2 separate regions of the Homo sapiens genome follow, and region 1 is linked to region 2. The links are chromatin loops, found by intact Hi-C in ENCODE. Cell type or tissue: ovary. All regions are shown on one strand. Region 1 overlaps AGPAT3 (1-acylglycerol-3-phosphate O-acyltransferase 3). Region 2 overlaps AGPAT3 (1-acylglycerol-3-phosphate O-acyltransferase 3).

Region 1 (8,000 bases), 51 kb before region 2:
TAGAAAATGTACTTTGAGTGAGATGTCTTCATGGAGAGTAAATGATCTGGAGGTAGAAAGAAAAAGGCAAATGCTTTTGTTCTCTTCCAGAGACGGCTGTCAAGCTGGCTCTGCAAGTCAGGCCCTCTGCAGCTGAGGTTCCACTTTAGACATAGGTCAGTGTGTCTTGGAGAGGGAACACCTGTGAGGTCCACTGGAGAAGCCCATTCTGGATGAGTGAAAACCTGGATTTAAAAATGCAAGATTCCAGCTTGCACTTCTAGCCATGGTGGAAGATACAGACCAAATTTCACAGCCTACCTTAATCAACCAGAAAGCCAAACAAAAGTGCATGAAGCCACAGGCTTCAGACACTGGTGGCAGGCCGTGTGGACAGTGACCAGAGAGGGGCATGAGGGAAGTGAGGCCTCAGTAGCCCAGCGTGTCACCTGCAGAGTCTCCAGCCACAGGGCAGGGAGGGGAACCAGGACCTGGTGGAGACAGAGTGTGGAGTTAAGGGGCTCCAGGAAGGCTGGAATGTACAAAGAAAAATATGGAAGAAGAGGGAGTTCCATAAAGAAACAGCTCTGGAGAGCTGAGGAGGGGCCTTCCAGTCTCTGAGAGCTGACCACAGGTGGCATGTGAATGCTGCCCAGGTGAGGGAAAGGGGCGTGGGAGAGCAGGGGTGGCACAGTCCCCGAGTTCACAGGGTGGGGTGAATCTGTGTGCTCAGTGGCCAGAGGGAGAGACTCACCACCCAAGGTTGTCCTACAAAGGTCCGCTCAGGACTCACCAAACAGAGCTTACGAGCGAGATCTGAAAAGATCAAACTGGTTCTAGGTTGACTGCTCCCAGAACAAAGCCCGGAGATGCAGGACAGCAGCAAACCCAGCGTCCAGTGCCAAGTTCACAGGCACCAAGTTCACAGTGCCCAGCAGCCAAGCAAAAGTGACTGCCATACAGAAAACCCAGAAGAAGAGGAAAATCAATGGTTGGAAACATCCAGGCTAGACACTGTAGCCCCCACCTGCAATTCCAGCCCTTTGGGAGGCTGAGGCAGGAGGATCACTTGAGCCCAGGAGTTCAAGACCCTCTGGGGCCACATAGCGAGACCCTGTCTCTAAAAAGATATGTGTTCTTTTGTTTGTTTTAAGAAAATAATTAGCTGGGCATAGTGGTATGCACCTGTAGTGCCAGCTACTCAACGGCAGAGGCAGGAGGATCCCTTGAGCCTGGAGTTCGAGGCTGCAGTGAGCTATGATTATGCCACTGTACTCTAGTCCAGGCAACAGAGTGAAACTCTGTTAAAAAAAAAAAAAAAAAAAGAGAAGAGAAAAGAGAAGGGAAGGGAACTATATCTATCCAGATGATAGAGCTAGCAGGCAAGCATGTTAAGATGGCATTGATAAATATGTTCCACGTGTTCAATCAGGGCAAATATGATAAAAATAAAGAAAAAAATGGAAGATATAAAAAAAAGACCTAGGGCCGGGCGTCATGGCTCATACCTGTAATCCCAGCACTTCTGGAGGCTGAGATGTGAGGATTGTTTGAGCTCAGGAGATCAAGACCACCCTGGACAACCCCATCTGTACAGAAAAGTACAAAAATTAGCTGGGCGTGGTGGTGCACACCTGTGGTCTCAGCTACTTAGGAGGCTGAGGTAGGAGGATGGCTTGAGCCCAGGAAGGTTGAGGCTGCAGTGAGCCATGATCATACCATTGCACTCCAGCCTGGGTGACAGCATGAGACTGTCTCAAAAAGAAAAAAGACCCAAATAAATCTTCTAGAAATGAAAAATATGCTGAATGGGATTAGTGGTAGATTAGACATTGCAGAAGAAAAGATCAGTATACTTGAAGACACAGCACTTTGTAAAATGAAACACAAAGAAAGAAAGACAAAAAAATGAACAGAGCATCAGTGGGACCATATCGAGAGTAACATATGAAACTGATTTCCAGAAAAGAGGCGTGTGTGGTAGAAAATACCTGAAGACAATAATGGCTAGAATTTTTCCAGATCTGATGAAACTCATCCCGAAGAAGCTCAACAAATCTCAAACCGAAGAAACATGAAGGAATTCACCCCAATACACACCATCATCCAATTGCCGAGAATCCTGAAAGTAGACAGAGGCAAATGCTATCACATACAGATGAACAAAGCCAAAAATGAGAGCCGGTTTCTGATCAGAAACTATACAATTTGAAGACAGTGGAGGAATGCCTTTCAAATATCGAAAGACAATATTGGACACCTATCTACAAAAACAATGGCCCTTCACCCTACTTTATGCTATATTTAAAAATTAACCAAAATGGATCATAGACCTAAATGTGAAAGTTAGAACTGTAAGATTAATAGGGGAAAATATGCGATATATACACTGTCTTTGTCAATTTGGGCTGCTATAAAAAAAGTTAACACTGACTGGCTGGCTTAAGTAACAGAAATTTATTTCTCACAGTTCTGGAGGCTGGAAGTCCGAGCTCAAGGTGCCTGTAGGTTTGGTGGCTGGTGAGGGCCTCTTCCTGGTTGTGCCCTCATATGGCAGAGAGATAGGAAGCAGCTGGCCCGTGTCTTTTGGCATAATGGCACCAATCCCATTTTTGAGGCTCCTCCCTCTTGGCCTAATCCCCTGCCAATGGCCCTGTCTCCAAATATCACATTAGCAGGGAGGATTTCGACGTATGAATTTGGACCAGGCATGGTGACTCATACCTCTAGTTCCAGCACTTTGGGAGGGCGAGGCAGGCGGATCACTTGAGCTCAGGAGTTCAAGACCAGCCTAGGCAACATAGTGAAATGCTTTGTCTACAAAAAATTTAAAAAATTATCTGGGCATGGTGGCATGCACCTGTAGTCCTAGCTACTTGGGAGGCTGAGGTGGGAGAATCACTTAAGCCCAGAAGACTGAGGCTGCAGTGAGCGGTGATTGTGCCACGGCGACTCCAGCCTGGGTAACAGAGCGAGATCCTGTCTCAAAAAAAATATGAATTTGTAGCTGGGGGACACAAGCATTCAGTCCATAGTGTCTGTAGTGGAATATTATCCAGCCTGAAATGTGAATGACATTCTGACACCTGCCACCAAGTGGGTGAGCTTTGAGGACATTATACTGAGTGAAATAAGCCAGTCACATAAGGACAAATAGTGTATGATTCCACTTATATGAGGTCCCTAGAGTGGTTAACTCGTAGAGATAGAAAGTGTGATGGTGGGTGCCAGGGGCTAGCGGGGATGGGGAGTAGGTGTTTAATGGAGACAGTGTTTCTGCTTGGGAAGATGAGAAAGTTCTGGAGATGGACAGGGGTGATGATTGCACAGCAGTGGGAATGGACATAAAGCCCCTGAACCACATACCTAAAAATGGTGGATTTTATGTTAGTGGACGTCACCACAATGTAACACAAATGAGCAAACACGGGCTTTTTCCTGGTTGCCGGCAGGCAGGCTAATGGTCTGCTGGCGGGGGCTGGGCTGGGCTGGATTTTGGAGAAGCCCAGGGCTGCGGCTGGCAGGGCTTTGGGAAGCAGCGGGAGCGCATGTAAGGCTGGTGTAGCTGTCGCAGGAGCTGTGGCATCCGGAGGGGCCCATGGTGGCCCCGCCTTTCCAAGAGCCTGCAGGTGGCTGGGTGGCTTTTCCGTGTCCTTCCTGGGGCGTGACCTCTGGCGGCTCCGGGACTGTTCATTTATGAGCCATCTGTTGGGCCTCCTGGCCAGGCAGTGGGAAGCAGCGTGCCAGCAATGCCCTGAATGGCCTTGACCCTGATGTTTAAGTGACGGAGTGTTTGGTTGATCGGGAAAGGATGTTAATGCGTGCTTGTCAGTCTCCCTGACATGCAGCCTTTCGGGTTTTGAAGTGGATGCATATATTTGGTCACACGGCGTCTCTCCAGTCCTGCGCAAGCACGTTGACATGTGTGCCTTTCACTTTCAGGCTTGTCCAGCCGGAAGCCCTGAGGGCAGCTGTTCCCACTGGCTCTGCTGACCTTGTGCCTTGGTAAGTGGGCAGTGAGGCCGCCTGACGCAGGGCGCCGTGTGTGAGAGTGTGTGTGTGTGTGTGTGTGTGTGTGTGTGTGTGTGTATGTGTCCAGTGTTGGGGTCAGCGTTGGGCCTTGATACCTTGTTGATTAATTTTTCTTAAAGGTATATATTTTAACCTTTGCTTATGACCAACAGAATATTTATTACAGTCCCTTCTCATTTGTCCAAAACCCAGATGATAAAGTTCAGGTAACTTTGTTCTCTTCCTGCGAGGGATGAGCTGAGCTCAAAGGGGCTGAGCTACAAATGACGCTGGGCTGAGGCGCCTACCAGGGCACAGCGGACATGGGAGTCACCTCACAGGGCTGCCCCGGCTCTGTTAGCAGCCCAGGAAGTCCACCCCTCTCCTGGAGACCGACTGGGAGCCGTCTGTCTGGGATGGGGCAGAGGTGTGGCCCGGGGACAGCTGCACAATCCCCGTGGGGAGCCCAGCTATCTGTTGCTGGAGGGTGCTCTGCTCCTGGGGGGTCGGTGCCCTGCTCTTGGGGGTTGGTGCCCTGCTCCTGGGGGACGCGCTCCTCAGGAAGCCCTGGGTTTGGTGGAGAGCATGGAATTGCCTGGCCGTTGAGTCACTGGGTGGGCCCAGGGTTGGGGCAGCTCCTCCTGTGCTCCTGCAGCCCGTCGTCATAGGGCCCCTGCCCACTGCTCCCATGTGTTCCACCCCCGTTCCCAGGCCCGCTGCTGTGGCTGATGAGGCTGCAGGTCCCTTCTGGGTGGCCCTGGACCCTGTGTCCTTCTCCCACTGTGGCTGCTTTCTACCCAGGAGGTGTCTCCTCCAAATGCTGTCGGCAGAGATCAAATCCCATCCCTGATGTTCCAAGGCTTCCAGGTGTAACTCACAGGCCCAGTTCTTGGTAGGCAGGTGATTTAGCCTTCTGTGTCCCAGTCACAACCCAGGGTGTGTTGAAAGCTACCATTTGATAAAAACAAACATGAGCAAGATTGAAGTGACCAACACCAAGCTCGGGCTTTCAGAGATGTAGTCATGGCGGACCTCAAACAGCATTGCTGACCATCTGAGCTGGGTGCTGAATGCCTCCATAGTTTTCAAATTAAAATGACTGTATTTAGTGTCTCTTTTTTTAAAAAAAATATTTATTTATTTATTTATTTATTTATTTATTTATTTATTTATTTATTTATTTTGAGACAGTCTGGCTCTGTCGCCCGGGCTGGAGTGCAGTAGAACGATCTCGGCTCACTGCAACCTCCACTTCCCAGGTTCAAATGATTCTCCTGCCTCAGCCCCCTGAGTAGCTGGGACTACAGGCGCCCGCCACCACGTCCGGCTAATTTTTGTATTTTTAGTAGAGATGGGGTTTCACCATGTTGGCCAGGATGGTCTCTATTGCTTGACCTCGTGATCCACCTGCCTCGGCCTCCCAAAGTGCTGGGATTACAGGCGTGAGCCACTGCGCCCGGCCTAGTGTCTCTTTAGGATTGTTTTATTAAGATTGCTTATTTGATAGCAGATAACTATGAAGATACTAACGATACTATAAAGACACAGTGGCAGCTCCCAGCTAACTGGCACTCTGAGCTGTCCTCTAACATTCTGGATTCACAAAAGTTTACTTGCTGGGTTTGCTCATTGTTGATTTAATACTTTGCCTGTGGTTTAAACTGTTAAATTGTTGCAAATTGCTATTCTGTGCAAAAGAAACTTGAACTGTCCTGCACCCCCCAGTTCAGCTCTCACTGCATTCCCGCTCTTCTGCCTGTCCTTTGGCTATTGTTGGACTGTACTCAGGGCTGAGAGGAGGGCATGGGGCTTCTGCAGTCACCACAGGGCTGTGGGAAGGCCACCAGCAAGGGCTGGGGGGCCAGAGGGCTTCTGATCTGTCAGGTGCAGGGTGTGGCGCACGTGGGCTTGTGCTGTGGATGAGGTTTTGCTTCTAGGGGAGAAACCGGCCAAGGCGCGTCAGGCATCAGCAGACCTCTCCCAGAAGGAGGACATTTTGAGAAGATGAAGATGGAAATCGGTTTGATCTCCTTTGTTCCCTTTCTGGGGACAGGGACATCACGGTTCTGTAATAACTGAGGTCTAGGAAAAAGAACAGAAAGAAGGGCAGGTTGGAAACATTGTGTCTTTTGGGGCTAGTAGTAGCTGCAGAACAACCCAAATCCGATTTACAACCAAGCTTCTAGGGTGAGTAACTCGATATTCACCAAACCGGGTGACTGTCAGTGATGGCATGCCACGTATCACTTTTGGGAGGGAGGAGAGGTTGCAAAACTAAGCAGACGGTGTGGCACTGCAGCTCCCCCCCGCCCAAGCTGGTGAGTGTTAATATCGAAATCTATAGCAAAATGTTTGTCCATGACTTGCACCAGTACCTCTCGAAAGGTGCCCAAATACCTAATAAACATCTGAAAAGGCATGCAACTCAATTGGTTATCAGAGAAACGAACTTTTTAAACCAGAAATGTTGTATCACTAGACAGTCAGCAGATTGGCTAAAACCAACGAGACAGATAAGGCCAGAGTTGATGAGGAGGTGGGATGGGGCGTGATGGGACGCTTGTTCCTCATGGTGGCTGTGACCTCACCTCTTAATTTTGGAAAACTTTGGCAATATCTTCTAAAGCGGAGCAAACCCATGGCTTGTGACCCAGCAGCTCTGCTCTGAGGCGTGAACCCACAGCCAGGAGTGTCGCCGGAGCCGTGTTCATCAGGCCTGTGTGCCCTGCGGAGGTGGACTGGGTGAACACACTGCCGGCTACTTGCCCAGGGGAGCAGCATGGAATGAGCTGCGTGGAGACACCCGTGCTCCGCCTGGGCGAGCCGACACACACATGCTGGGTGGAAGAAGCGCAGTGGGTCAGCACATGTGCAAGGCCCTCGTAAGTGCAGCACAGAGACAGGCAGACCTGGCAGGGGGAACAGGAAGGGTAGCTGCCCTGGCAGGAGGCAAAGGAGGCCCAGGGGGCTTCAGGGGCTGGCGAGGGTCTGTTTCTTTTCTTTCTTTTTTTTTTTTTTTTTTTTGAGAGGGGGTCTCTCTCTGTCTCCCAGGCTGGAGCTCAATGACGCGATCTCAGGTCACTTCAGCCTTGAGCTCTCCTGGGCTGAAGGGATCCTCCTGCCTCAGCCTCCCGGTAGCTGGGACCACGGGCATGGGCCACCACACGCGGCTTTTTTATTTTTTGTAGAGACCGGGTTTTGCCATGTTGCCCAGGCTGATCTTGAACTCCTGGGCTCAAGCCCATCTGCCGGCCTCGGCCTCCCAAAGTAGTTGGGATTCGTTTCTTGATCTGGGTGCTGCTGGTCAGAGTGGATCCTCTCTGGAATTTCATCCAGCCGCATGCTGAAGATTTATGTACTTCTCTGTATCTATTACACTTTAACAAAAAGTTTCCCATAAAACTGTGCCATACCAGGTACGGTGGCTCACACCTGTAATCCCAGGACTTTGGGAGGCCGAGGCAGGCGGATCACGAGGTCAGGAGATCGAGACCATCCTGGCTAACACGGTGAAACCCCATCTCTACTAAAAATACAAAAAATTAGCTGGGCGTGGTGGCGGGCACTTGTAGTCCCAGCTACTCGGGAGGCTGAGGCAGGAGAATGGCGTGAACCCGGGAGGCGGAGCTTGTGGTGAGCCGAGATCGCGCCACTGCACTCCAGCCTGGGCGACAGAGCGAGACTCCGTCTCAACAACAACAACAACAAAAAAACCGTTCCATATAAGCTTCCTAAGAGCTTGCGTTTTCGGTTTCATCTGATTCCCTCTGTGAAAAATACGGGCTTCTACAAAACAGCAGACTCAAAAAGCAACAACAACCAAACCCCCAAACCCAGCAGACCGATACCATGTTAAAGCCACACGTTTGTCGATTCCCCTGCTCGGGTGTTTGCGCGCCCTCTCCGTCGCACGGCTCCGTGTGCTGGAGACCCCACGGGACCGAGTAGTCCCCACCCTCGTGGAAGCATGTTCCCGTAATAGCAGAGCAAAGGGATGATGGTCTTCGGAG
Region 2 (8,000 bases):
TCCTGGGCTCGTTTCTGCCCCAGGTAGTGCTGTCAGCGGCATGCCTGCCTTCTGCAAGCCCCTCTTCCCTGTTCCCCAGCCCGCACTTCCAATGAGCTGTGGGCCAGGAAACCAGCCCGTCACACTTGTCCACGCTGCGTTTAAAGCGGGAGGAAGGAGGACCCAATGCAGGGCCCGAAAGGTCCACTGTGAGTGAAGTCTTTTTCCTTATGGGACACCTAGGCTGGCTTCTCAGAAAGTGTGTGCAGTTTATTTCCGGGTTCTTGGCGGTGTTCTGAATAGTAAACGTTGCCACCTAAATGAAGACCCTTTGAGATATCACTGCGTCTCTACTGTTCCTGATGGTGGACTTTCTCCTCCAGCGTCTGCTGACAGTAACAGTGGAGCTTTCCCCAGCACCCAAGAGCCCGGGGCTCACCGTGGTCCCCTCCTGTGCAGCCAGCACACAAGGCCCTCCCGTGCCACCACCTCGCAGGGGCCAGGTCTGCTCGGCCCACTACACCAGAGCCCTTGGGTGCGGGGTGGGCGGGACAGAGAAGAGGAAGGGGGGAAGGAGGGAGCTGACAGCCGTTTCTCAGTTCCCCATTATGGACTTGGATTTGGATCACTGAAATCCATATGGAACTAAGAAGTTATCTTTATCCCACAACTCAAAACTCCTGTCTAGAGCATCAGAAATGATGTGCTTTTGGCATCCTGAAATGTCTTTCTCCTCCGCCAACTGCTGTCTGCTGAGAGCTAGCCTTGCTCTCGGAAGGGCGGCTTGGGCAGGGCAAAGGGAGAATTCCAGGGTTTGGGAGCATCTGCTGATCCCAGAATAGTTGCCAGTGGTGACATCTTCTTCCTGGACCCCAGGACCCAAGGACAGCAGGTCCCATCCCAGCTCTGCCCAGCTCCTGCCCCTGCACAGAGCAGGACGCCAGCTGGGGTGGGCACTCTGTGGCGTTTTGGGAAGATAGTGCTATATTTCAGAGGCTGTGCCATCTCCTCTGGGGGATTTCAGCGCTGGTGACAGAGGCATGAAAGGCTCATGGATAGACAAACTGGTGTTTACCCCTCATAGAAACGAAGTTGCCGTCCTATGTGTGCAGAGAAAACCAGGGACTCCTCTGTTCAGAAGGAAGAAATGGAGGGGCCTGGTGGGCCTGGCAGCGGTGCGGAGGTGGTGGGCTCGGAACTGTAGTTTCCATTCCATAAAAAGGCGTCTTCGGAAAGGTTGGGGATTTTGGCAAAGAAGGGGGGTCTCTGGGGAGACTGCATGTGGGTGAGATCCTCTGCCTGGCCGGTTTTGGAGGAAGAGGGTCACAGGGACCAGCGACGGGGAGGAGGGTCCACATGCTGCAGCGAAGGACCTGGGGCAGGCAGGGGGTGGGCTGGATGGCGGAACACGGGGATGGGCCCGTACCTCTCCAGAACTACGGACCTGGGATGAGGCGGCCTGTGAGTGCGATTGGGCTGTGTGACGGCACCAGAGGCGGGGCTGCAGCTGCAGGCTTTTGTCGTCCTGTGGTCCTGGAGGCTGCAGGTCCAAGGTCAAGGATTCCTTCTGAGGCTTCTCACCCGGGCTCTGACTGCAGGCGGTCTCCCTTTTTCATAAGGACACCGGTCAGATGGAATCAGCGCCCACCCTGATGATATCATTTAACTTAATTACTGTGTTAAAGGCCCTGTCTCCAAATAAGGTCACATTTCGAGGACCTGGGCATTACCTTTGTGGAAGGAACTCAGTTCACCCTAACAAAAGGTGGCAGAATTGGGTGTGGGCGTGTGGGGCTGGGCTCTGATTGGCAAGCAGTGCTCTGGCCCTGCCCAGGCAGAGGCAGCCTCGTGCCTCACCTTTGCTCCCCTGATCTAAGAAGGTGCACACCCCGGTAGCTTGTGCAGGGGCCAGGACAAAACCCAAGAAGCAGCCATCACGCCCCAGGACCAAGATGTGCTGGCGCCAGGCTTCCGGGCAACCTAAATCTGTTGTTTAATGAAGACGCGCTGGCACCAAGCTTCTGGGCGACCTAAACCTGTTGTTTAATGAAGGGGCTCAGAAGCAACTCAGTGTCCTCAGTGTCTCGGTGGCATCTGAGCAGCCATGAAAAGGTGCCATGGGGACTGGAGAGGCCCACTGTCACACCTCCCAGCCCCAGCCCCAGAAATCAGATGGAGCCCCAGAGGTCCCACCCCTGAGGTCCCACCCTGTGTGGCTCTTCTATCCCAGGCGTTCTCCAAGGTCCCCAGGGTGCTGGGGGCTGCCCAGGCTATCTGCTGCGGTCAGGGTGTCAGTGGTGCCACCATAACCAAGTGAGGCGAGGTTCCACATCGCCGGCCAAGTGGCTTTATGGGCCTCCAGTGGGATGTGGCAGGAAGTACCCAGCGGCTCTGCCATGCATTCTTGACCAGAAATGTTGAACCCGAGTTAATTGTGAGGAAACGGACAAATCCAGGGTGTGGGGCACGCCGCAGAGAGCTGCCTTAGCCGCTTCAACACCATCAGGCCAGAGTAGGCGGGGAGCGTCTCGGGGAAAGGGGACAGAGAGACGTGCCATCCAAATGCATGTGTGTCCTCCACGGGGCCCTGCATCCCCGCAGCTAGGAAGGTCATCTGGGGACAGTTGGTGAAATGGAAACAGGGACGGGATGTTCGGCAGTATTCTGTCGGTATTCATTTCTTGGGTGTGCTCATGGTGTCCTAGTGAGCAGGCTGTCCTGATTCGTAGGAGATGTGGACGGACATGGAGGGAGTGCCGTGACGTAGCCCAGGAGACCTTTTTAGCTTAAAGCCTGTGCATAAGAAATAGGCAAGTGAGTTTTAGATGTTCATACATATTTCATTGCAGAATATTAGTTTAGGGTGATCAATAAAAGACTTTCAAGCCTAATGTTAAGCAAAAGAGACTTTTAATATATTCCACAATGATAAAATCCTGTGGAAGAAGGGCAGTGGGAATGCAGATTCCAGGAGCAAGTGGAACGAAGCCAGCTGTCCAGAAGAGCTTTTTTTGTGGGGTTTGAAAACAGGTGCCAATGGTGGCTGTCAAATCATGATGGCATTTAGGTTCTACTAGCTACATTGGAGAGAAAGAAAAACACTATGCTTTACAGAGTCAAAATCTACAATATGCCAGACTTTACACCCCTTGCATATTTAAACTTGGGCTTAAAAATGTAGAAGCTGGCTGGTTGCAGTGGCTCATGCCTGTAATCCCAGCACTCTGGGAGGCTGAAGCCAGAGAATCACTTGAGCCTAGGAGATCAAGGCTGTGTGAGCCATGATGGCATCGCTGCCCTCCAGCCTGGGTGACAGAGTGATATTCTGTCTCTATAAATAAATAGATGAAAAATAAAAAATAAAAATGTAGACGTCAACTTCACATTGTCTGGGGATGCATAATTTCCTAAAAATCGCTCTCATGGGCTCACGAGCAAATGCTCTAGGGGGCCACTGAGTCCAGGCCCCTCCCAATGCTTTCCTGCTCTGCCAGCCCAAAGGACTTTGAAGCTGGAGGCGGGGACCGGTGTGGCCAAGCAGGGCACCTTCCTCACCGTCACCCTTCTGCAGGGAGGGAGGTGGCCTCTGCCTGCTGCCATTGGAGGTTTGTGCAGTCAGGTTTATCAAGGAGGTCCAGGCGGGCTGGGTGTGGGGAGGTGGAACAGGGTACCTGCGAGGTCTGTGAGTGAAACTACACTGCTGGCTGGACAGAGACATGGCAATGACCCAGGGAAACCGTGTTGAGCGCTCTGGTGGGGGCAGGCGGGCGGGAGAGGCCCCTGAGTTCCGCTAGCTGGAATTAAGCAGGTGAACAGCAGATGTTTCTTGGAATGGAGTCTGGTCCATAGTAAGTGATGAAGATGTGTTTTGACTCCGTATCTAGGACCTCCAGGACGTAGAGGTTGATGATCCGGGCAGGTGGCCTTCAGCGAGGGAGCACGTCAAAAGGCTGTGGGCCGTGCAGACAGCTGGGGGACACCGTCCCGGGTGTGACCTTGGGCCACACGGCAGGGTGGTGGACTTGCTCCTAGAATTGGGCTCCAGGGCTGAAGCCAGCCCCTCTGATCTGGCACTGGCCGGCTCCATTCACCCTTTTTGGGGCTTACTGCCGCAGAGACTTCCTTTGAGGAGAGCTGGACCCAAGACGCCAGAGTTCCGGGGGCACTGAGTGCTGTGTGGCACCCGGGCCAGGAGAAACATGTGCCAGAGGGCAGGCGTGGGCTCTCCGGGGAGTCTCTGCGTAGACTTTCTAGCCCAGAGGTTCAGGTGATGGACCAGAGACTGGCCGCTTTGTGACACCGAGGACGGTTGATAAAGTGGATTCTCGAGGGGAAGCTGCATCCACACAGAGGCTGGGACGTGAATGTGCATCACGGCTCTATCTGTGGCCCCCAAAGGCTGGGTGCCAGCTGCCTGTCGGCAGGGAGCGTATCACCGTGGCACGTCCATGCCGTGGGGGTCACTCAGCAGCCACGGATGCGCCCTGGGTGCTGTCCCGGGGCCGTCTCAGAAGCACCGCGCTGGACCGGCTGGGCCAGATGCCATGGGATTCTGTGTTTGTGAACCTCTAGAAAAGGTAAATTAACCTATAGAGCTGGAAAGCTGACCTGCATTGTCAGGCTGGGTGGGGAAGGACTTGGATGGAAATGTTCCCTGTTGCAGTGTGGTGGGGTCACAGGCGGCTTAGCTTGTCAACACCCATAACGCTATGCACGGACACTCGGCAAACCCATCTTAATCGTGTGTTATTTATTCCTGGATGAAGTTCTTTTCTTTTTTGAGATGGAGTTTCACTCTTGTCACCCAGGCTGGAGTGCAGTGGTGCGATCTCAGCTCACTGCAGCCTCCTCCTCCCAGGTTCAAGCTATTTTCCTGCCTCGGCCTCCCAAAGTGCTCAGATTACAGGTGTGAGCCACCGCGCCCGGCTGAGAATCTGATTTTTAAAAATAAACGTCATGACTGGGTGCGGTGGCTCACACCTGTAATCCCAGCGCTTTGGGAGGTCGAGTTGGGCGGATTACCTGAGGTCAGGAGATCGAGGCCAGCCTGGCCAACATGGCGAAACCCCATCTCTACTAAACATACAAAAATTTGCTGGACATGGTGGTGCATACCTGTGGTCCCAGCTACTCGGGAGGCTGAGGCATGAGAATTGCTTGAACCCAGGAAGCTGCAGTGAGCCAAGATGGCACCACAGCACTCTAACCTGGGCAACAGTGAGATAATCTGTCTCAAAAAAAAAAAAAAAAATCAGATTCCTGTACTTTGCGCCGTAGCAACGGAATCAGCAGGTCTGCTGTGGAGCCCGGGCATCTGCTTCTCGGAGCATCACAGCTGATGTGCTGGCCCTCAAGCAGGCTTCTTGGGACCCTGGTTCTTCTGGGCCAGTGTGGAGTGATGTGTGCCCCTGGGTGAGGACCACCTGGTCTCCTGGGGCTCTGCTGTGTGCCAGGTGGGGGCCAGGTGATGGGCTGCAGGGCGGCCCCCACCCTGTACAACTCAGGATCTGGTCGAATATATCGTCTCTAGCTCAAGAAAGGCGTTCTGAAACAGCAAGCCTGGTCTGCCCAGCGTGTCTGAGGCTCTGCTCTAAGGGGCCCCTGCCCACCCTGGGGGGGCTGCAGTGTGTCTGGGCGAGCACTGACTTCTGAGCCTCGCTATCTGGACTGGCACTGGCTCTACTGCTGACTCCCTGTGTGGCCCCATATGATGCACGAAGCCTCTCTGTGCTTCTGTTTGCTCACCTGTCAACTGGGGCAGTGATGGCATCCTGCTGGGGTCATCTGAGAGTCTGGAATGCGTGAGAGGTGTTCAACACAGACCGTGGAACAAGTTAAGCCCATAAAAAGTGTTTTTGTTGCCCCCTTGTCTTTTCTGTCCTTTCTGTCTAGGGTATTAATTTCCTGTTGCTGCTTTAATGAATCAGCCCACAGTGTGGGGGCATCAAACAGTACAACTCCTTAACCCCACAGTGTGTGGAGTCAGCAATTCAGGAGCGACTTAGCTGGGTGCTGTGGGGTTGCAGGTGAGCTGAGGCCAGGGCTGGGCTCATCTGAAGGTTTGACCAGGGCCAGAGGGCCTGCCTCCCAGGTGGCCCCCTCAGGAGTAGGAGGTCAGCCCCTTCCGCGCAGGAAGGACCTGCCGCTCACACATCCTTGTGATGTGGCCATCCTGGGAGCAGAGCCAGGCAGAAACTGTCCTTTTTGTGACCTAGCCTTGGCAATCACGTAGCACATTTCTGCAAGGCTGTTCATCAGATGCAATGACCAAGTCCAGGCCATAGTCAGAAAGGGAAGAAGACCCCTCCACCTTTCGAGGGGAGGAGCGAAAGTGTTTCAGGCCCATTCCTAAACCATGACCAGAGCTCTTGTCCCCACGGTTTCTGGGGAGCCAAGGGCCCAGTGTCTGGGAGAGGTGACTTTTAATGCCCCATAGGTTGAGAACGTCCAAGGGTGGTGGGAGTGACACTGGCATCTGTGGCCCCCGAGTGCCATTCAAGGCAGCGCCTGCAAATCCCTGAGAGGCAGAGGGTGGGGGCCTGTATGGAGGGCGCTCTGTGGAGTCGGGACAGGGGGTTTCATGGGCGGGTGGGGTGGGCGCCCATGGAGAGCCTTGCTCTGGGTGCAAGAATGGCCACAGTGGGGGCAGCTGGCGGTGTGGAACAGGGGCCGCCCTGGGAATGTGGAAGGCCAGCTGGTGCCACTCCAGAGCCCACCCCTTTGCCCCATGGGAGTGCACTCAGTGCCCTTCCAGAGGACCAAGTCAGGGGTTGGCAGCACCGCCAGCCTGACTGCCAGGGTTTCCCCTCCACACGGGGGGTCTCGGGTTTCCCCTCCACACGGGGGGTCTCGGGTTTCCCCTCCACACGGGGGTCTCGGGTTTCCCCCTCCACACGGGGGTCTCGGGTTTCCCCCTCCACACGGGGTTTCCCCCTCCACGCGGGGGTCTCGGGTTTCCCCCTGCACACAGGGATCTCGGGTTTCCCCCTCCACACGGGGGTCTCGGGTTTCCCCCTCCACAGGGGGGTCTCGGGTTTCCCCCTCCACACGGGGGTCTCTGGTTTCCCCCTCCACACGGGGTTTCCCCTCCACACGGGGGTCTCGGGTTTCCCCCTGCACATGGGGGTCTCGGGTTTTCCCCTCCACACTGGGGTCTCGGGTTTCCCCCTCCACACGGGGGTTGTAGGGCCGCTCAGTAGGAGTGCTGCCAAGAGTGGAGGGGGGCCACCGGCTTCCCTGCTGAAACTGTGAGACGTGCGTAGAAGGAAAGGGGGAGCCGGTGGAGCCCCTGGGGAGTCGCTCCTTTTGTGCAGGAAACCAGAACAGAAATCTTTCACGCTTCAAATACGCACACGAGTGTGGGAGTGAAAAGCATTGATTCCCACACTGAGGGGTTTGTGAGGCCTCCTGGCTCTGTTTGCAGAGATTGATTGTGCAGTTTGGATCTTTTAAATGAGATACTAAATCAAATAAAAATTATGATGCCTTCACCACAAGTTAATCACTATCAATATTTGGGTGTATTTCTTCTAGTCTTTTCGTTTTTTCTTTCTGGTTTGCATGGGAGAGTGTGTGTGTGTGAGTGTGGCATGTTTATGTGTATAGTGCTTGTTGTGTGTGTGAGACTGTGGTGCATATGAGTGTGCATGGGGTGGGGGGATGTGTTGCAGTGTGTGGTGTGTGGTACAATTGTGTGTGTGTGGTGTAGAGTATGGGGCTGTGTGCAGCAGTGCGTGTGGGATGTGGTGTATGTGTTTTGCACTGTGGTGTGTGTGGTTTGTGCTACAGTGTGTGTGGTTTGTGGTATGGTGCTTGCAGTGTGGTATGCACCATATGTGTGAGCGTGTGTGTCGTTTTTGGTGTGTGGTGTAGGTGTGGTTTGTGGTGTGTGTGGTGCGTGTGGCGTGTGTGTGGTTTGTGGTGTGTGTGGCATATGTGTGGTTTGTAGTGTGTGTATGTGGCGTGTATGTGGTTTGTGGTGTGGTGTGGTATATGTAGCATGTGTATGGTTTGTGGTGTGT

Evidence for each region. Peaks named below come from ENCODE experiments on the same cell type or tissue, not always from the same donor. Only the 100,000 strongest peaks of a DNase experiment are listed, where the experiment ranks them.
Region 1: a loop joins it to region 2, with 2.2 times the contacts of the local background. A loop is called at or near these places in 3 of 110 quality-filtered maps.

The regions. Positions count from the first base shown.
Region 1 is chr21:43,900,036-43,908,035 of GRCh38, forward strand. It overlaps AGPAT3 (1-acylglycerol-3-phosphate O-acyltransferase 3), which reads left to right. Exons shown (of 10, transcript NM_020132.5): 2 at 3,922-3,984. Among named protein-coding and RNA genes, the nearest start is that of AGPAT3, 39 kb to the left of the region's middle. In ovary, no CTCF peak of the experiment used is centred here; a DNase peak (open chromatin) is centred at 4,026.
Region 2 is chr21:43,950,687-43,958,686 of GRCh38, forward strand. All of the region lies in intron 2 of AGPAT3 (1-acylglycerol-3-phosphate O-acyltransferase 3), which reads left to right. Among named protein-coding and RNA genes, the nearest start is that of TRAPPC10, 58 kb to the right of the region's middle. RefSeq lists an enhancer at 5,476-5,976. In ovary, no CTCF peak of the experiment used is centred here; no DNase peak of the experiment used is centred here.